Linked DNA regions of Mus musculus: region 1 is linked to region 2. Evidence: chromatin loops called from intact Hi-C (ENCODE). Cell type or tissue: heart. All regions are shown on one strand. Links, peaks and the distances in the headings refer to the core of each region. The heading gives the core; the rest is flanking DNA. Region 1 overlaps Bloc1s6 (biogenesis of lysosomal organelles complex-1, subunit 6, pallidin). Region 2 holds the start of Gm34325 (a long non-coding RNA gene).

Region 1 (11,067 bases), core at 3,724-6,223, 190 kb before region 2:
CTCATAAGAAGATATATAGAAAGAACACTGAAATTATTACAATAAAAATGTAAATGTGGATTATTGTAGTTTGACTGTGAGGTGCTTCCAGTAGGCTCATATATTAGCATTTGGTCCCCAGATGGTGGCACTGTTTCAGAAGGTCATCAAACCTTCTGCTCACTCTTGGCTTCTTGACTGCAGTTGCAAGGTGACCAGCAGCCTCCCTACCCCCAACATCTGCCACCTGCTATGCTTGCCCTGCTCTGACAGATTGTGTCTCCTAGAACAGAACAGGAAGACAAAATAAACCCTGCTTTAAGTTGCTTCTTGCCAGATACTTTGCGACAGCAATGAGAAAACTAATAGAGAGAAACATAACTACCAACTCTACCAAAATGCAAACGGTTATAAGAATGAATAATTATAAAGTAATAAATTTGATAATCTACATGAAATAGACAAATTCAGAAAAATCACAAAACTCACCAAGACTAAGATGAGAACATAAATCATGAGAGCATAGATGATCCAAATAGGCTAATAACAAGTAATCAGGTTGAATCAGTAATTAATACATCTATCAGCAGAGAAAGGCCCTGGACTCAAAGCCTTCCCAGATGAAGTCTACCAAACATTTGAAGAGCTAACTCCAAGTTTTCTCAAACTCTCCCCAAAAACCAAATGGGAAGGACTAAATTCTTAACTCATTCAAAGGTATGAGAAAAGTTATACTGTTTCTGATAATTAACATCTCAGTACTAGCAAACTAAATTCAATAGCATAGTCGATAGGATTATACACCATGAATATTAAGTAAGGTTTATTCTTGGTACGCAAAGAGGAGTTCCCTTACAAAAACTGATCAGTGTAATATACAATATTAACAAATGAAGAGGGGAAACACAGATCACCCCATCTAGTGCAGGAAAGCTGAAGCCGAATGCATGTTTTCCAAGTAAAAGCAGGTTAATGAGAATGTAACCCATCAAGCCACATGGGGCCTCCACTTGACTTGTGCACTGGGGCTGCCATTTTGAAATTCTTAGTAATACTTGAACCAGAAGTCTTGCTTCTGGTTCTACCTCGCCTTCTACACAAACACTGTAGCTAACACTCCTCTCAGGGCTGAACCTGCTTCAGCATCCCTACTGAGCTCAGGAGTCAGTAACCACACCTCAACACAAATGCAGTAGAGGGTCTCAGAGAAAAGACACTACTAAGCTATGTGGTCAGGTAGGCACCCTGTTATTGAAAGTCTATAGAGTGTATTCTCATGACCACTATATTACACCTTTTGGGCCACAAAAAAATCTACTTCTCACAGGGCCAGAGAATAATAACACCTCCATAGCCCTTGTAGCCTACTCCTTCCTCGAATGCCACTCAAAAAGGAAGCTGAATTATAGTCCTTTATGATCACATTTTGTCCTTGGGCCATAATGAGTAACCACCTTCTCCTCTATTTACTTTGCTCTCAAATATCAGCATAGCAGGTGCTGGTGACCTACCTAGTGTTATAACGCAAACCATCATTCTGGGTAGGTCTCCAGTACTGTCATGGATCCTTCGTAAGAGCCACTGGGGGTGGGGGTGGGGTGATGATAAGGCCAATCTACATCACAACGCCTGGGTTCCAGACCCTTGTATCCTTGCTTCTGGAAACCCATCACCAACGTACTAAGTACAGTGTGTCCTGGGAAATGGCACTAACCTTCCAGCTCTCCTCTGAGCTAGTGTTTCAGCTGTGACTGTGCACATTAGCTCCAGTTACCTCTGGAAGGTGGTGTAATTTGTGACAACTAGGAGTTCCCATGGTCCACACCTCCTTCATTTGAAGTTGATGCCCTTATGTGCCTTAATGTGCTGCTCTGCTACATGAATGGTGCTCTGAACCATTCCCTAAGATAATGAATAAAAGGGCCACATAAGGCTCTCTAGAAAGAAAAAAGGGGGGGCAATATATATTTGCTATCAGTATCAATGCTAGCTCAGATCCTCTATCCAATAGTCCTGAAAATGTCTAATTATCCCCTTTTCCCAGTATAGTGTTATGAAAGCCAATGGCACGAGTCCCTTTGATGAAGGCCTGGGAAGTCATCGTGGGTCTACTGCCCATGTGGCAGTGAACTTCCTTCATCCACCTCTTCAGTTGGTGGGCTCCAGATCTTAAAGCTGAATCATTTGAGAGTTGAGCAAAGCATCGTGACTTCTGGCTGATGAGGATTTTCTCACATTGTCTTTCATTATCATGCATCTCTCTCCCAGACATCAATATATAGATATAGATAGATCAAGGATCATCAACTAATAGCCCATGAGCCAAAGCCTGCCTACCACATATTTTTATGAGCAAAATCATATTAAAACGTAGCCACGCCCACTTAATATATTCGCTGTTTATTTTTATGCTACAACAGCTGATTTTAGCAGCTATACTGGGGGCCTATGACCCCACAAAGCCTAAAGAATTTACAATCTAACTCCTTGCCTAATAATGTGATAACTCTTATTGTTGATGATGAATATTAGTGAATGTTTTCCCCCCTGATTCAAAGAAGACACTGCACTTCACCGATCATTTTCCTGGCCCTCGGCAAACGAATCCTGCTGACTGCCCATCTGATGTCCATGGATGTTCACAAACTTCAGTTCTACAATCAACCATGGTCTACAGACCTCCTTGGTACTGTGGGGACCCTCCTAATCAGCTCACTCCAGTGGCTTGGTGAGTGGTAGCCCGTGTGCTTAGGATATATCTTCTGTCAAGTCTTGGCAACAGAAGATAAAGCATTAGCGGAAAAAAGCATTCAGATGTAACACCCAACACCTCCTCTTAATTACCTTCCCATCACCTTTCATACCCTTAGGATAGAGAAATAAACACGAAATCCTCCCTCAGAGAGGTGGATTTGAGACTTGCTCTCCCAGCTCCACATGTGGTCACCTGATACCATTCTCTTTCGCAGAACTGGTTGTTTCGGATGACACGCATACCACACAGTGGGCAAAATGAGCCAGGCTGAGTCACATTATGATCCCAAAAGAAGGCTCCAGAGCCAGTCTCTTCCACAGCTTGTCTGGTTGTTGCATGTCTACAGGGGGTATTGTCCAGGGTTAAAGCAGCCTTGCTGCTGAGCTCTCTGTGGAAGAGAAGCTCACACCCTCTCCACCCTTGTTCTTCCTTAGTGCCAGACTGAATCTATAAAATTAGCAGATGGAATTTATATTCATGTATTTTCTCCCCTGCTCCTAAGGCTCCCGCTTAAGAAAATTCTGCTGTGGTGCAGTAGTGTTGGGCTTTTCCCAGAATCAGTTCCTAGCCCCACTGCTTCCACATGTGTGCTTCAACTTTTGCACCCCACTTCTATTTCTATGCCTTCCTGTTGTTGTTAGAAGGTAATGCGAGCCAAACAACCCTGGCTTGGGGCAGATCTACAGATCAGCTGGAAGTAGATCTAAGAAATCTAGATCTGCCCAGAGATACAAATATGAAATTAGATAAAGGCAGAAAAACGCCATACAAATAATAAAGACTGTAGGACTGAATCAAGATCCTGGTCACTGGCATATTTTTCTATGAATTCCTGAATTTAAGAGTGTAGAGATACACAGTCCCCTAGGCAGCCCCTTTATTATTAAACAATACAAGTACAATTCTTTGAAAACTGTAACGTACTTGCCTTAGTTAGGGTTTTACTGCTATGAACAGACACCATGACCAAGTCAACTCTTATAAAAACACATTTAGTTGGAGCTGGCTTACAGATTCAGAGGTTCAGTCCATTATCATCAAGGCAGGAACATAGCAGCATCCAGGCAGGCATGGTGCAGGAGAAGCTGAGAATTCTACATCTTCATCTGAAGGCTGCTAGCTGAATACATCCAGGCAACTAGGATGAGGGTCTTAAGACCGCACCCACAGTGACATACCTACTTCAACAAGACCACATCTTGTAATAGTGCCACTCTCTGGCCATCACAATGCTAAAGCTACCAAAGACAATGAAAAATGTTTGTGGGTTGTGGCTATATCGAATAGATAATTGATAATGTTATCTTATAAATGGAATGGGATATGAAATATTATGTTATTTTTAAAATGTGGAAAAGCAGAAAACAGGAAACAGCCCAGTATCCAACTCCTAGAAGAAGCCTGGTACCAGGTTTCACAGAAGCTAGGCAGAATCCCAAGCATCTTGAGACACTGTGATACTTTGTTCACCTCAAAAGAAATACAAATCCATGGATTGCAGAACAGTAACCACTTAACACTCAGCTTCTATGTCTCCACTCTTTTCCAGTTAATAAAGGGAATCCTCTAAGCCGGTGGTTCTCAGCCTTCCTAATGCTGTGACCCTTTATTCTAGTTCCTCATGTTGTGGTGACCCCCAACCATAACATTATTTTGCTTGATACTTCACAACTGTAATTTTGCTGCTGTTATGAATTGTAATGTAACTATCTGTGTTTTCCAATGGTCTTAAGTAATGCCTGTGAAAGGGTCATTTGACCCCCCAAAGGAGTTGTCACCCACAAGTTGAGTCACTCTGGGTTCCATGTAGGCAGAACTTCTTCTGCCCGGCCAGTACTTCACTGATGAGCTCACAGTTTGCTTGCCCTTGAGCCAAGTGCTCACCCCAGGCCCAATCAATCCAGGCAGGTGAAAAGATACAGGATTTCCAGATCTTTCTCCACAGCGGGCATTCGGTGCTTTTCTTAGGAAAGGATTCTAAGCATAATCAATGATTGTGATGAAACAGATAGATGGTAGCTAACTGAATTGATTGTAGAAAGATAAATTGATAGATATATGATAATAAATCGATTGGTCATGATTTCAAGAGGGGAAAAATTAAGCCCTCAAGTCCAACATCAAACCAGAAAACTCAAAAAGTTAGAGAAAAATGTAGCTTTAAAATGTGTTACGGATACTTTAAATATCTCACTGTTTAAACAAAAGCTCATGTTAAGAAACTGCATTTGAGGTGGCTTCATTCATAATGTCACTTGCCATGCAAGCTTAATGTCCTGAATTCAATTCCCAGATCTCACATAAAGATGAAAGGAAAGAGATAAGTTTACAAAGTTTCCTCTGACCACCACATGTGCTCCCTGACACATGAACCATCCACATCATGGAGTTTGCAGCCATCATAGAGTACATAAGACTCTGCATCAAAACAAACAAACAATAGCCAAGTAGTATTCCATTGTGTAAATGTACCACATTTTCTGTATCTACTCTTCTATTGAAAAACATCTGGGTTCTTTCCAGCTCCTGGCTGTTATAAATAAGGCTTCTGTGAACATAGCGGAGCACGTGTCCTTGTTATTTGTTGGAACATTTGGGTATATGCCCAGTAGTGATATAGCTGGGTCTTGAGGTAGAAATAATTCCAGTTTTCTGAGAAACCGCCAGACTGATTTCCAGAGTGGTTGTAGCAGCTTCTAATTCCTCCAGCAATGGAGGAGTGTTCCTCTTTCTCCACACCCTTGCCAGCATGTGCAGTCACTTGAGTTTTTTATTTTAGCCTTTCTGATAGGTGTGAGGAATCTCGGGAGGTGGGCGTTGATTTGCATTTCCCTGATAACTGAAGATGTTGAACGTTTCTTTAGGTGCGTCTTGCCCATTTGAGATTCCTCAGTTGAGAATTGTTTAGCTCTGTAACCCATTTTTTAATTGGGTTATTTGATTTTCTAAAGTCTAACTTCTTGAGTTCTTTGTATATTTTGGATATTAGTCCTCTATCCGATGTGCCATTTTGTCCTATTGACAGTGTCCTTTGCCTTCAGTTTCATGAGGTCCCATTTGTCAATTGTTGATCTTAGAGCATGAGCCATTGGTGGTGTGTTCAGGAAATGTCCCCCTGTGCTGATGTGTCCGAAGCTCCTTCTCACTTTTTCCTCATCATACCTGGTTTTATGTGGAGGTCCTCGATCCACTTGTACTTGAGCTTTGTACAAGAAGGTAAAAATGGATTAATTTGCATTCTTCTACAATCAAATGGGTGGGTGGGGAGCACCCTCTTAGAGGCAAGGAGGAGGGGTATGGGATGGGAGATTTGCAGAGTGAGATGTAAATAAATAAAACAATTAATAGTAATATAAAAAACTTTCAAAAAGGCTTAACTTAATGTCATCAAAGCAAGTGAAGTTATTACTGAATCTGCTCTAGGGGCGTGCGATACTGCAAACCACCAGGAGATGGCAGCATTGCTCCATGTGTGGTCTAGTCGGTTGTTAAAAATGTTTCACCTGGGCTTAGTATGTAATTGCTCACGTCATCTTCAAGCCGATCCTTGAGAGATCTGAGAAGCCTTCTGTTGATGAAAAGATATAATGCTAAACAGTACATATGACAGGTATTTTTTACATTCTAATCCATTTGTTGTCTTTGAATTTATTTGATACCCAAGATCTTGGAACCTAGTTGGCTTAATTATACATGTAATTAGGCATGAAAACAGTATCGTTGGTTATCCAGGGAATAGAAGCCTCCTAGCTATCTCCAAGTTTGAAGAACTATATTGTAATAATCTTTTCTTTATATGTATGTAATCCATTTTATTATAGACATGGATGGATAGACAGACAGGCAGGCAGGCAGACAGACAGACAGACAGACAGACAGACAGACAGATAGATAGATGTTAGAGTCAATTATATATACTCAAATATACACCAAAACCCAACTGTGATGGTGAGTTTTACATGATAGCCTGGTTAGGTCACGGTACCCAGTTATTTGGTCAAATATTAGTCTAGACTGTGCTCTGAAGATGTTTTTAAATGAGACTAAAATGTGTAAGTACACTTTTAAAGATATATTAACTATAACCAGAGTAGGCCTGTAGATACTTCCTTGGGAACACATCATAATAGAGACTTACCACTCGTGCTCCTGGCTTGCTGGTCTGGAATACAGAGGACCCAGTGTGGCTGACCTTGGTTCTTTGTCTCCGTCCAGAGCTACAGATCTTCATAGACCTGGCACTGGCCAGAGCCTAGATGTCCTTTCCATGCTTTACTCCCTTCTGTATTAGAGAACCAGTCTGAGGGACCAGAGGTGTAGTTTAGTGGTGAATCTGGCTAACATGTATGACTTCAGCATGCGCACACACACAGACACACACACATGCCCATTTGTGACCTGCTGGCATGGGTTCCACCTTGCCACTCAGCCAGTTCTCCTGCCCCTTTGGGAAGGTTGGTGTTTGCTTCCCTTAGCAGAGGAGCCCATCTTTGCCATGCCCCCTGGGTGGCAAGAACTGCACAGCCCACATCAGTGTTGGTGCTGAATCCATGCAAAATGTATCACAGAGTCTCAGCAATCACAAGAAGTTTCCCAGCCCTGTTCAGATGTCACCCAGTGGATTCCCTCGATCGCAGAGCATACCTTTTGCAAGAAGCAGATCACCCTCCAGAATGCAGAGTGAGGTGAAGGGCTTAGCCAACCAAGGGGATTTCTCTTGAGAAAGGTCCGGAAGAAGAGGATCTTCTACCCACCTTTGAACTCGGACTCTTTCAGCAGCTATCAAATACCAATGGCTCTTCAGCTAGTGGTGGGATTAGCATACCTACCTTCTGCCCTCTGTGCAGAGATTTTTCTTCCAGGCTGGAGCATGTGCAAGTCTTGTGCATGCTGTCATGATTGCTGTGAGGACAACTGCCTTGTTGTGCCTGGAAAGCACTTTTTGATGCTATTAACTCCTCCAGTTCTTACAACCTTTTTGCCCTTTCTTCCACAAAGGTCCCAGAGCACTTTGGGGGGGGGGGTATGTGATATATGTGCCCCCATTGATGCCTAACTATGCCACAGTCTCTTGTTCTCTGCACATTGATGATTCTGGTGGCATGGGTGGCGGGGTGGGGGGAGCATCTGTTAATTGCCATCTACTGCTAGAAACTCCTCTGATGAAGATCGAGAGATGCTCTCATCCATGTAAATGATTAGGAGTCATTCAATACTATGTTGATTTAGCAGGATAATAATTTCAGATTCTCCCAAGGCCTATGACCTACCTGTCTAATCATGAGCATCTTTAACAGTGCTAGACATTGGTTACCCCACATAAAGGGGACCTGAGATCCAGTCACAGAGTGGTTGGTCGTGCTACTATGACACCAGTGGGCAGATCTGTCAGGCAAGTCACCGTTGAGGCTTGAGGTTTCACAGCAGAGTGATGCTCCTCCAGCATCCTGCATGGCACCATTCAAAACCATGGATGGTAGCCAAAGGGATCAAAGTTCCTGGTGAGTGCTAGCATGATTTCTCCATGTTCTGTGATCAAGTGTGTGATGTCTTCACATTAAGGTCTTACCATGAAGTTATGGAGGGGAGTCAAGAATATAGACAATAGCCTGGAATGCTTGGGTGTGGGAGTCTATGTGGCCCAATTGGCCAACAACTCAAAAAGCAGTGGTGGAAACCTCATCTTCTTAAACTGTGAGTTGTGAACCTGTATGATGAAGTCATATAACTAAATGTAGGGACCATGAAACATTTGGCAACAGTAAAATATCTTTGAATGTTCAACAATCGAAAATTAATTAAAAATCCAGCAGATAAGGTACTCAAGGTGTTTCCGCGGAGTTTACCAACACTGTGATCCTCCATAGCAGCCTTAGTACTCAAGGTGTTTCCGCGGAGTTTACCAACACTGTGATCCTCCATAGCAGCCTTGGTACTCAAGGTGTTTCCGCGGAGTTTACCAACACTGTGATCCTCCATAGCAGCCTTGGTACTCAAGGTGTTTCCTCGGAGTTTACCAACACTGTGATCCTCCATAGCAGCCTTGGTACTCAAGGTGTTTCCGCGGAGTTTACCAACACTGTGATCCTCCATAGCAGCCTTGGTACTCAAGGTGTTTCCTCGGAGTTTACCAACACTGTGATCCTCCATAGCAGCCTTGGTACTCAAGGTGTTTCCGCGGAGTTTACCAACACTGTGATCCTCCATAGCAGCCTTGGTACTCAACACCCAATAGTTTGTGCTACACAAACTGTCACAGCACAGAGATAACACTGCCTGAGATGCTTCGGCTAAGACTCGAGATCACTATATGTTGTAAGCTGCAGAGATTTTACTGTGCACACTAAAGCTTTTCCTTCCTACAGAAACTTAATAGCTCAATTATAGAAAATGATGGCTTGTAATATTTCCCTACCAACTTTCTTCAGTACATACCAAGTTAGTTTGTCATTAGGTTGTTGCATTAAAATGTTTTGTTTTTCCAAACTGCTGTTTGGTGACATGAGGTTTTGAGGTTTGTTTTAAAAAAGATTTATTTATTTATTTATTTATTTAATTTATGTGAATACACTGTAGCTGTACAGAAGGTGTGAGCCATTGTGTGGTTGTTGGAAATTGAATTTTTAGGACCTCTGCTTGCTCCAGTTGGCCCTGCTCACTCAGGTCAACCCTGCTCGCTCAAGCCCAAAGATTTATTTATTATTACACATAAGTACACTGTTGCTGACTTCAGACACACCAGAAGAGGGTGTCAGATCTCATTACAGGTGGTTGTGAGCCACCATGTGATTGCTGGGATTTGAACTCAGGACCTTCGGAAGAGCAGTCAGTGCTCTCTTATCCGCTGAGCCATCTTGCCAGCCAGTTGTTGTTGCTGTTTGTTTTAATTGAATGAATTTTGACTTAGAGTTTCTGCCTTGCGTACTAGATGGAATCTGGCCACACACACGCAGGCAGAGCAAGAGTAAACTAACATAAATGCTACCCACCCATCCACTGGATCTGAATAACAGAAGACACATGAACTCTCTTCATCCAAAAGAAAATATAGAAGCTGAACAACTTTTAATATATGGACAATTATGTTTGGAGGCTCAATTTTAAAACTCATGGCTTTGGAATAAAGTATATATGCTATGGTAAAATATATGATGTGTCTTAAGTATATAATGAGTTTGATGAGAACTATAGAGCCAACACTAACAGATATACACAGAGTTCTCAGAGAAAGTTCCAAGTTCTGCCTTCTCCAAAGACAATCACCCTTGAATGCAACCTACAATACTCTACTGCTGGGACTCTCCTATTTAAAGGCAGCATTTACACAGGCAGTTACAGTTTAAAGTACTTCCTACCAAACCACTAAAGTGATGGCTTTCAGGTTTCTTGACAGGGCCTCAGGTTGTATGTAGCCCAGGCTAGCCTCAAACGTTCAACTCTCCAGCCATTACCCATGGCTGTGCTCATGCCCAGCTTATAGTTATATTTACTCTCAAAGAAAAGCTAACTTCATGGAGTTGGATACTCCAACCAGCCTTGGATGGCACTTCCATCATCTGTCTGGATGGGATTTCATGAGTGGACTGGTAGTTTTTTTTAAAAACAATTATTTGTTTTTATGTGTATGCCCATGTCCTTGAGTTCAGGTATGTGAACCACAGGCATGCAGGAGGCCACAGACCTCAGAAGAGGTATCAGATCCTCAGGAACTGGAGTTATAGGCGATTGTGAGCTACCTGAGGAGGGTGCTGGGAACCAAACCTGGGTCCTCTCACGGGCAGTTGGGAACTCTTCAGCCCCTGGACTAGCCTTTTTTTTGACATGAAAAGTAAAGGACACTTAATACAAAGAGGGCATTAAGAGCAACAAAACAGGAGAGGTAGTAAAACAACTGTCTGAAGTAATGTACAGAGAGAATATGCACTGCTATGCTCAGAACGGTGTCTGATAAACAATGCTGGGTGATTCTGACGTTTTTATTAAGTTCATAAAAGTAGTTTTCATTTATAGGATCAAAATCAAACAAAGGTGTTTCAGCATATAATTGGTACTGGTGAACTGAATCCACACCACAATTCACTGTGGACACATCTCCATTCAATGTCTGCACATTTGCCTGACACTCATGACAAATCAGCTGAAAATGAGCACCCCGCATGTCAGCACCATACATATCTGATATTATTTCAAAAACAATTTTCTTTTGGCCAATTTCTATTTGTTGAAAAATACAGCAAGTGTTTGGTTATTGTGTTTCCACGTTACTGAAATACAGATAAAACTTTAGGGCTTCATCACCTATGGTGTTTCTGATTAACCTCTGACCTTAAAGT
Region 2 (11,067 bases), core at 5,083-7,582:
AGAGTCCCTTGGAGCCTCCCGGGGCCTCTGCTCAGGTCCTTGACTTCCACCACAGGAGGAGATCCTGGATGAGTCAGCGGATAAAAGTTAGTGAGCTTGTCCACTAAGCAGAAAGATCTGGCTCACTTCATGAGAGTCAAGCGTGGGGGTTAGGAGAGGAGGAGCGAGCATTCCTAATTGCCTGGGCAGTAACTACATAAGCGATTTGGGGCTCTTAATTAATCTGCAACTAAATTTCCATATTGGGGAAATCACATTCTGCCATTCCACTTTTCCATATATTTGGAACTATATCCATGACGATGAGGCTTTAAATTGATTTTAGCTGGAGAAGGACAAGCTGTAGAGACAATACATTGCCCAAAACTTTTAGTGACTTATTCATAGGTCACTAAGGGATTGTCTTTCAGGCATGGATCACTAACCACTTTTAACAATCTCATTTGTGACATGTTACCTAGAAAAGGCAGTATAATTCTTTTACAAGTGACCTGGTTAATTATGCTGATATTTTGGGCAGGAGAAAGTAATCAAAACTGGAAGGGCAGGCTGGAGAGATGGCTTAGCAGATAAGAGCACCAGCTGCTCTTCCAGAAGTCCTGAGTTCAATTCCCAGCAACAACATAATGGCTGGCAACCATCTAAAATGGGATTTGATGTCCATTTCTGCCATGCAGGCATATATGCAAATAGAGCATTTATATACATAAATAAATAATCTTTAAAAGAAGGGAGGGATACTTCTTGTGATGCCTTTGTTTTTTAACACTCACTGTCTCAAATGTGACAGTTGGGTTTATTGTGTTAAAAGACCAGATCAGTACAACTGCTGTGCTATTCACAAATATATCTGGGGTGACATCTGAAAATAAATTGTGAAGAAAATGGTAAGGCTTGTTTTGTTTAAAAATTGTGTAAGGATGTGACTTCACTAGGTTTCTTGAAGCTCCCGGTATATCCCTATATCTAAGAGTGGGCATATTGTTCCAAATGTGATGCTTCAAGCAAGTGTGAACTCTGACTTCAGATGGGGCGGAATATTGTCCTGAGTGACAACCATGCACAGAGATTCCTGTTCATTCTTGCCCTCCTAGTAGACCATACTTTAGCTGGTGAGATGAAGGAAGTGCTGTTTGTATCAGATAATAACTACTGCAAAAGAATCGGCATCTTTTGCTATGCCCCTCAGAATACACATTTGGATCTCAGGGAAACCTCAGGAGACTGGACAATGAGCAGAGTACAGATAAGGGAAACTGTTCTAGCCTGCAGCTACCCAAGAAAGGTCACTTTTGCTTCAATTAGGTTCTAAATACTCTAATCCAAATGGAACAATCTGGAATGTTTCAATGGATTTAAAAAAAAAAAGTCAAATGATTTGGAGCAATCCTGACCCACTGAAAATTCTCTCAAAGAGAACCCTTTTGCCCTCAAAAGCTAATATTCTCCATCTGCAATGAAGTTTTTAGAACCTTAACCTACCCGAAGTGTATGGACAGACAGGCAGTCCTGACACATCCCAGGATTTACCAGTGAAGGGAGCAAGGAGAATGGGGGTGTATGTTTGTAACTCAGCACTTAGGAGGCAGAAACAGGGGGATTGATGGAGATCCAGTCCAGCTTGACCCAAAACAAAACCCCACCTCACTAGAAGGCACCTAGACATAGAGCATTCTTACCAAGCAGGAAATTTACCTTATGTGTCCACTACCCATGGACACTAGCTTCCTTTGAGAATAAATGCTGACACTCTGTGTTCCAAAGATAATTAGACAGGAAGCGAAGAGTGAGGTGATTAGGAGACTTGAATTCTAGAATATGATGGAAATTCCCCTGGGGATCTCATGCTCACAAGGGACCAAAGTAAAGATGTAAGACCAGCAGGGAAACTCTTGCACAAGCTCCAGTAGCTGGTACCCTGGAGGGGTTAGAGTTGGAGCAGAGCCATATTAGACATCCACCTTGCTGCACAGGTATAAGAGGCTGTGGTTGTATTATTGAATCAGTATCTGGTGTCCTTGCCTTTGCCCACATTTAACAAGAGATTCTCCCAGTGCACATGACACCCTTCAAAGTCACCGCCACTAAAACATGGATTCCCAACAGCGAAGGTTCAGACTGGGCAGGTGTGTGGTAGGAGAGTCAGCATCACTTTCTACAAGATAACTAGGATCAGGATTCCAGTCCTCACAAATTAAAGAACCCTGGCTACCAAGCTTACAGAGCAGCCCAAGAAGCAGGAGCACTAAGGTACTTTAGTTGGTGGGGGAGGGTGCCTGATTTTGTAATTTGGCGATCCAGGTGATCAGTCATCAGAAGAGCCTGAAGTGAACTGATTGGCGGCAGAAATGCGCTCCTCTCATGGGGGAAATTTCTTAAGTGTGTGTGTGTGTGTGTGTGTGTGTGTGTGTGTGTAGACTCAGCAAAGAATCTGAGGGGCTGAGCAATTTGATGGTGAAGATAGGTTAACTAATGGAAAAGATTTATGTTATTTACCACATTACAAAAATATCTAACACGTGCAGAGCTGCTGTGACTAACTGACCCCCCCCCCAAAAAAAAACCACATCACCCAGGTAATGTGTCAGTAAGACAGAACATAAACACAACAAAAGTATCTTCCTGTCTACTGCGTGAAACCCTGGAAATACACTCATGCAATATGGGCTGGTCATTGGTGTGGGCACTAGCTTTGATTTGGCTTCAGTCACGATCTTTGGAATTTACACACACACACACACACACACACACACACACACACACACACAAGCCTTCATTCATTACTGTTTGTTTTCTAGACCCAAGATGGCTACCTAGATGAGCTCAGAGAAAACTCCGTCAATCCCCTTCACTCTAGAGTTCACTCAGTCCCCTGCTGGCTGACCATCACCAAGAGGACACTTAGAGACTCTCTAGCCCACTGCCTAGAGGTTGAATTAGCTCTCTTATAAATTACTATGTTCTTCTGTCATAATGAAAGCAGAACTGTCTGCTCCACAGCTAATAGTAAGCTACTAGTTTGCTTACAACCTTGTTAACTTCCTGTTATTTAGTATGGGTTAGGAAAGACTCTGTCAGCCCTGAGGCTGACCCCTAACTGTAGATCTTTTCCTGAGAATCTGACTCACCCAGGCTGAGTCTAGGAAAACATGGTGGTTTGGTTCCAACTCCTCCGTTACAGAGGTCAATCAAGCAGGTCTTTACAATTTCTGGGAGTGTGTACTGACTACTTTTATGTCAACTTGATATCAATTAAAGTCATTTTGGAAGAGAGAACCTCAATTAAGAAAATACCCCCCAACTGGATTGGTCTGTAGGCGAGCCTGTTAGCCATTTTCGTGATTGATGATCTGTGTGGGAGGGCACAGCTCACTGTGGACAGTACCACTCTTGAGATGGGGGTCCTGGGTTCTATAAGAAAGCAGGATGAGCAAGCCACAAGGAGCAAGCCAGTAAGCAGCATTACCTTCATAGCCTTTGCATCAGCTTAGACCTCCAGGTACCAGCACTGCTTGAGTTCCTGCCTAGCATCCCTCAGTAATGGGCTTATATAAGCTGTGGGGTTCCTTCCTCAAGTTGTTTCTGATCATGGTGTTTCATCACAGCAATAGGAACCCTAAGACTTAGATGTTACCCCCTTTCCCAAAAGTGAGAGTAACTAAGAATAGTTAGTGACTATTTTCTGAGATAGCATTTACCAAATGTTGGACATTCCCTTGGCTTGGGTAGTTTATTTCTTTCCAGACACCCAAGGGACTTCCCCTGGCACCATACTACATGTTTTGACATTTTCTTTATAGTTTAAAATTTATATATTTTATATAATTTATAATATTTAATAATATTAAAAATATTATTGGGGTGCCTGTCACTCAGCAGCAAGGCACAGAGTCCCCACCAAGTGGGGAGCTGCCGTACCTAGAACAGGTGGAACGCAGTCTGCTCTGTGGCTTTAGGAAGGAGCATGTGTGGGCACCCACACCCTGCAAATGCATTACAACCTGAAAGACGAATTTCCAATACTCTCAACCAAATAAATACTCTAGAAGGATGCTTTGGAGGAGTTCCTGTGCTTTTCAAGGGATCTACAAATGCTAAAGAACTGGCTCCAAAGAGTGAAAATTTGGCATGCCAATCGCCTTTTGGCAGCTGTGGCTTTTCCACACAGCAGGGAGAGGATCTGGGCCTGGCTTGTGGTTTCCAGTAAAAGTGTCTTGAATGAGACTACAAAGATAGGGATTCAGATTACTCCAGTTAAGGAGTAACAGTACAGACCAACTGTTGAGTAGTTGACACCATTACAATCAATCCAGGTGACAACGGATCATCGTGTATGCCTAGAACCCAAAACATTTCCCTTTCATGGGGCTGCTTCCTTGCCAAGGCCGTTGGCAGTTCTATGGGATGAACCAGGAGCTGTCCTGCCAGCCATATCAGAGGTCAGGAGATACAGGCAGAGTGTGTCCTTCAATAGTGTCGGGTTTTGCTCACCTACATCTTGGGCCTGCAGCCAGGTGATACTGTCTGTCCTTTGGAAAATGCGCATTTTTACCCCAGTCACATCAAGCACTGAAAATTCAGCTTCAGCAAGATCCAAGATTTCCCCAAAGTTCAAAATCCTTCAAGAAGTTGACGGATTGATAAAATAGGGTTGAAGAGTTTCAGATCAAAGGGGGGAATCTAATCCAGTAATTAAAATGGAAATGGTTGTGTAGAGTGTTTTTAAACTGTGTGGATATCACTAGTGTTTAGGGTTTGGGCCAAACACCCAGAGTAAAATAAAGTTTTTTTTTTCTCTAAAGAAAAAATGAATTAGGTAAAAATCTTACAGTGGCCTATTTGCTACTATTCTAGGTTTTTAACTTCTCACAAAACGAAACTCATAGGGTCTAAATTCATCATTTTGACTTTAGGAAGTTTTAGAGGCCTCTTCCTCAAAGTACAAGAAAACTAAGGCTATAGAGACTTGTCAGCAAAACATTGCCAGGGCTGAGGTTATCAGGCTTCCCGTGCTGGTGGGTGCTGCACAGAGGGCAGGCAAAACAGGGCAGGCAGGGTTAGCTTCAGGCGATAGTTCACTGCCCTCTGCATTAGGATGTGGAGGTGACACTTGTGACCTCTGAGACCAGATCATACTGACTATACAGCTTCTGTCTGAATCACACGCAACACTGACTCTCAGGAAGATCCACAGTGGGACTTAGACATGTTTCTTTAGGAAAGGCCACACAGAGACTATCATTAGGTCTCTAGCTGTTCCAGAGCCTCATCTTCAAAACCATCTCAGTCAGGGCAGTGAGTGAAGAGATAGGGGGAACCCAGGAGGCTTCTACCCACACAAAGAACAACAGGGAACTGAAGAATGCTGGGAGTGGGAGCAATAGTCTGCCCCAGGGACCAGCACACTAGCTGGTGATCCAATACCAAATGGCCAGCCTTGAAAACATACATGGAAGTAACATTATACAACTGAGCAGATTTAAGTGGGAGTTTTTGGAGGGAGGATAGGAAAGAGGAAAAATTATGTAAGTATCTCAAAATATAAAATAAATAATTTAAAAAGACAGTATGAAGTTTTCAAATAATTAACAAAAACATTATTAAAATAAAAACAAATAAATCGAGACAGAAGAAATGCCACCAGGGCTAAGGAGATGGCACAGCAGTTAGGAGCATTTATTGATCCCACAGAGGACTGAGGTTCAGTTCCCTGCACCCATATGGTGGCTCACAACTATCTATAACTCCAGTTCCAGGGGATCCATTGATCCCTTGCCTCCGAGGGCACCAGGCACTCACTTGGAGCACATACATACATGTAGGTAAAACACTCCTACACATATATGAATTTTTTTTTAATTAATGATGAATGTTTGTAGAATGCCTGCATGAGAGAAACTTTGTGTCCACCACAAGAATTACACTTTAAAATTCGATCTTTAAAACCCCACCCACCTACCTCGTCCTCATAGCCTCTAGAGCCTGACAACTTCTTTCTATTGTCTTAGAGAAACCCTGTGTTTTAATTGACCCCCTTTGAGGCACCCCTGCCACCTGGTGGCCAACGGTCTCACTACAGAAAACCAATGTTTCCTTCTGCCTGTCAGGTCTCAGTTTTCTGAAATTTTCTGCTTGTATTCTTGGGTGGATCTTCCTTGATGAATCAGGTGGTAAGTACTAAGAAATCTGGAATTCTTTGATATTTTTCTCCCATCATTTTGTTCTTGCTGGAATTTTTTATAAGAGATTCTGAGTTGATCTTTTACTTCCTTAATTGTTCTTCCTCCTAACCTCTCAAGTCTCTATTTTTTGAACAGCAGTGATTTTTGGCGCCATCAAAAAATTACCAAAATCCGGAAGCGCTTTGCCTGAGCATCGGCAGCAGACATCTTGGTTCCGGGACCCCGCCGAGTGTGTTCTGCACAGGTGAGAGTACGGAATACAGAAGCTAAAAGCTTCTGGGACAGGCGGGAACCACAGAGCTTCTAAGGCCTTTTTGGGTCCCAGACAGCTGGCCACTTTCCCGTCCAGAGGATAGAGATCCGCCAAGCCAGGGAGCGCTTTGCCTGAGCATCAGCTGCACACATCTTGGTTCCAGGACTCCTCCAAGAGTATTCTGCACAGGTGAGAATGTAGAATACAGAAGCTAACAGCTTCTGGGACAGGCCAAAGCAACTCAGCTTCAGGAGAGGTCCTGTTTTGGGCCTTCGTCTTCGGACAGGAGGGAGATCCTAAGGCCAGATATCTGTGCACCTTTCCTGTAAAAGGAGAGCTTGCCTGCAGAGAGTGCTCTGACCACTCAAACTCAGAGGAGAGAGCGAGTCTCCCAGGTCTGCTGATAGAGGCTAACAGAATCACCTGAGGAATAAGCTCTAACCAGAGACAACGATAACAACTAGCTCTAGAGAATACCAGATGGCGAAAGGCAAACGTAAGAATCCTACTAACAGAAATCAAGACCACTCTCCATCATCAGAACACAGCACTCCCACCCCACCTAGTCCTGGGCACCCCAACACAACCGAAAAGCAAGACCTGGATTTAAAAGCATATCTCATGATGATGGTAGAGGACATCAAGAAAGACTTTAATAACTCACTTAAAGAAATACAGGAGAACACTGCTAAACAGTTACAAGTCCTTAAAGAAAAACAGGAAAACACAACCAAACAGGTAGAAGTCCTTAAAGAAAAACAGGAAAACACATCCAAACAGGTGATGGAAATAAACAAAACCATACTAGACCTAAAAAGGGAAGTAGACACAATAAAGAAAACCCAAAGTGAGGCAACGCTGGAGATAGAAACCCTAGGAAAGAAATCTGGAACCATAGATGCAAGCATCAGCAACAGAATACAAGAGATGAAAGAGAGAATCTCAGGTGCAGAAGATTCCATAGAGAACATCGAAACAACAATCAAAGAAAATACAAAACACAAAAAGATCCTAACTCAAAACATCCTTGAAATCCAGGACACAATGAGAAGACCAAACTTATGGATAATAGGAGTTGATGAGAATGAAGATTTTCAACTTAAAGGGCCAGCAAATATCTTCAACAAAATTATAGAAGAAAACTTCCCAAGCCTAAAGAAAGAGATGCCCATGAACATACAAGAAGCCTATAGAACTCCAAATAGACTGGACCAGAAAAGAAAATTCTCCCGACACATAATAATCAGAACAACAAATGCACTAAATAAAGATAGAATATTAAAAGCAGTAAGAGAGAAAGGTCAAGTAACATATAAAGGCAGGCCTATCAGAATTACACCAGACTTTTCACCACAGACTATGAAAGCCAGAAGACCTGGGCAGATGTTATACAGACACTAAGAGAACACAAATGCCAGCCCAGGCTACTATACCCAGCTAAACTCTCTATTACCATAGATGGAGAAACCAAAGTATTCCAAGACAAAACCAAATTCACACATTGTCTTTCCAAGAATCCAGCCCTTCAAAGGATAATAACAGAAAAAAAAACCAATACAAGGACGAAAATCACGCCCTAGAAAAAGCAAAAAAGTAATCCCTCAACAAACCAAAAAGAACACAGCCACAAGAACAGAATGCCAACTCTAACAACCAAAATAATAGAAGCAACAATTACTTTTCCTTAATATCTCTTAATATCAATGGACTCAATTCCCCAATAAAAAGACATAGACTAACAGACTGGCTACACAAACAGGACCCAACATTCTGCTGCTTACAGGAAACCCATCTCAGAGAAAAAGACAGACACTACCTCAGAGTGAAAGGCTGGAAAACAATTTTCCAAGGAAATGGTCTGAAGAAACAAGCTGGAGTAGCCATTCTGATATTGAATAAAATCGACTTCCAACCCAAAGTTATCAAAAAAGACAAGGAGGGACACTTCATACTCATCAAAGGTAAAATCCTCCAAGAGGAACTCTCAATTCTGAATATCTATGCTTCAAATGCAAGGGCAGCCATATTCATTAAAGACACTTTAGTAAAGCTCAAAGCACACATTGCACCTCACACAATACTAGTGGGAGACTTCAACACACCACTTTCACCAATGGACAGATCATGGAAACAGAAACTAAACAGGGACACAGTGAAACTAACAGAAGTTATGAAACAAATGGACTTAACAGATATCTACAGAACATTTTATACTAAAAAAAAAAAAAGATATATCTTCTTCTCAGCACCTCACAGGACCTTCTCCAAAACTGACCATATAATTGGTCACAAAACAGGCCTCAACAGATACAAAAATATTGAAATTGTCCCATGCATCCTATCAGATCACCATGGCCTAAGGCTGATCTTCAATAACAACATAAATAATGGAAAGCCAACATTCACGTGGAAACTGAACAACACTCTTCTCAATGATAACTTGGTCAAGGAAGGAATAAAGAAACAAAATAAAGACTTTTTAGAGTTTAATGAAAATGAAGCCACAACATACCCAAACCTATGGGACACAATGAAAGCATTTCTAAGAGGGAAACTCATAGGTCTGAGTGCCTCCAAAAAGAAACTGGAGAGAGCACACATTAGCAGCTTGACAACACATCTAAAAGCTCTAGAAAAAAAGGAAGAAAATTCACCCAAGAGGAGTAGACAGCAGGAAATAATCAAACTCAGGGGTGAAATCAACCAAGTGGAAACAAGAAGAATTATTCAAAGAATTAACCAAATCGGAGTTGATTCTTTGAGAAAATCAACAAGATAGATAAACCCTTAGCTAGACTCACTAGAGGGCACAGGGACAACATCCTAATTAACAAAATCAGAAATGAAAAGGGAGACATAACAATAGATCCTGAAGAAATCCAAAACACCATCAGATCCTTCTACAAAAGGCTATACTCAACAAAACTGGAAAACCTGGACGAAATGGACAAATTTCTAGACAGATACCAGGTACCAAAGTTAAATCAGGATCAAGTTAATGATCTAAACAGTCCCATATCCCCTAAAGAAATAGAAGCAGTCATTAATAGTCTCCCAGCCAAAAAAAAAAAAAAAAAAAAAAAAAAAAAAAAGCCCAGGAACAGATGGGTTTAGTGCAGAGTTCTACCAGACCTTCAAAGAAGAGCTAATTCCAGTTCTGCACAAACTATTCCACAAAATAGAAGTAGAAAGAACTCTACCCAACTCATTCTATGAAGCCACAATTACTCTGACACCTAAACCACAGAAAGATCCAACAAAGATAGAGAACTTCAGACCAATTTCTCTTATGAATATCGATGCAAAAATCCTCAATAAAATTCTCGCTAACCGAATCCAAGAACACATTAAAGCAATCATCCATCCTGACCAAGTAGGTTTTATTCCAGGGATGCAGGGATGGTTTAATGTACAGAAATCCATCAATGTAATCCATTATATAAACAAACTCAAAGACAAAAACCACATGATCATCTCGATAGATGCAGAGAAAGAATTTGTCAAGATCCAACACCCATTCATGATAAAAGTCTTGGAAAGATCAGGAATTCAAGGCCCAACCTAACCATGATAAAAGCAATCTACACCAAACCAGTAGCCAACATCAAAGTAAGTGGTGAGAAGCTTGAAGCAATCCCACTAAAATCAGGGACTAGACAAGGCTGTCCACTTTCTCCATACCAATTCAACATAATACTTGAAATCCTAGCCATAAGAATTCGACAACAAAAGGAGATCAAGGGAATACAAATTGGAAAAGATGAAGCCAAAATATCACTTTTTGCAGATGATATGATAGTATATATAAGTGACCCTTAAAATTCCAACAGAGAACTCCTAAACCAGATAAACAGCTTCGGTGAAGTAGCTGGATATAAAATTAACTCAAACAAGTCAATGGCCTTTCTCTACACAAAGAATAAACAGGCTGAGAAATAAATTAGGGAAACAACAGCCTTCTCAATAGTCACAAATAATATAAAATATCTTGGCGTGACTCTAACTAAGGAAGTGAAAGATCTGTATGATAAAAACTTCAAGGCTCTGAAGAAAGAAATTAAAGAAGATCTCAGAAGATGGAAAGATCTCCCATGCTCATGGATTGGCAGGATCAACATTGTAAAAATGGCTATCTTGCCAAAAGCAATCTACAGATTCAATGCAATCCCCATCAAAATTCCAATTCAATTCTTCAACAAATTTGAAAGAGCAATCTACAAATTCTTCTGGAATAACAAAAAACCTAGGATAGCAAAAATTCTTCTCAAGGATAAAAGAACCTCTGGTGTAATCACGATGCCTGACCCAAAGCTTTACTACAGAGCAATTGTGATTAAAAAAAAAAAAAAAACTGCATGGTACTGGTATAGTGACAGACAAGTAGACCAATGGAATAGAATTGAAAACCCAGAAATGAACCCACACACCTATGGTCACTTGATCTTCGACAAGGGAGCAAAACCATCCAGTGGAAGAAAGACAGCATTTTCAACAAATGGTGCTGGCACAACTGGTTGTTATTACGTAGAAGAATGTGAATCGATCCATTCCTATCTCCTTGTACTAAGGTCAAATCTAAGTGGATCAAGGAACTTCACATAAAACCAGAGACACTGAAACTTATAGAGGAGA

Evidence for each region. A loop is a pair of places that touch in the nucleus more often than their neighbours do. Peaks named below come from ENCODE experiments on the same cell type or tissue, not always from the same donor. Only the 100,000 strongest peaks of a DNase experiment are listed, where the experiment ranks them.
Region 1: a loop joins it to region 2, with 17 times the contacts of the local background. A loop is called at or near these places in 22 of 42 quality-filtered maps.

Annotation. Positions count from the first base shown.
Region 1 is chr2:122,749,101-122,760,167 of GRCm38, reverse strand. Bloc1s6 (biogenesis of lysosomal organelles complex-1, subunit 6, pallidin) reads right to left here. Exons shown (of 5, transcript NM_019788.3): 5 at 10,681-11,067. Among named protein-coding and RNA genes, the nearest start is that of Sqor, 11 kb to the left of the region's middle. In heart, for the core only: no CTCF peak of the experiment used is centred there; no DNase peak of the experiment used is centred there.
Region 2 is chr2:122,564,609-122,575,675 of GRCm38, reverse strand. It overlaps Gm34325 (a long non-coding RNA gene), which reads right to left and starts at 5,983. Exons shown (of 3, transcript XR_003953895.1): 1 at 5,960-5,983. It also overlaps the pseudogene Gm17958. In heart, for the core only: a CTCF peak has its summit at 6,055 (motif pointing left); no DNase peak of the experiment used is centred there.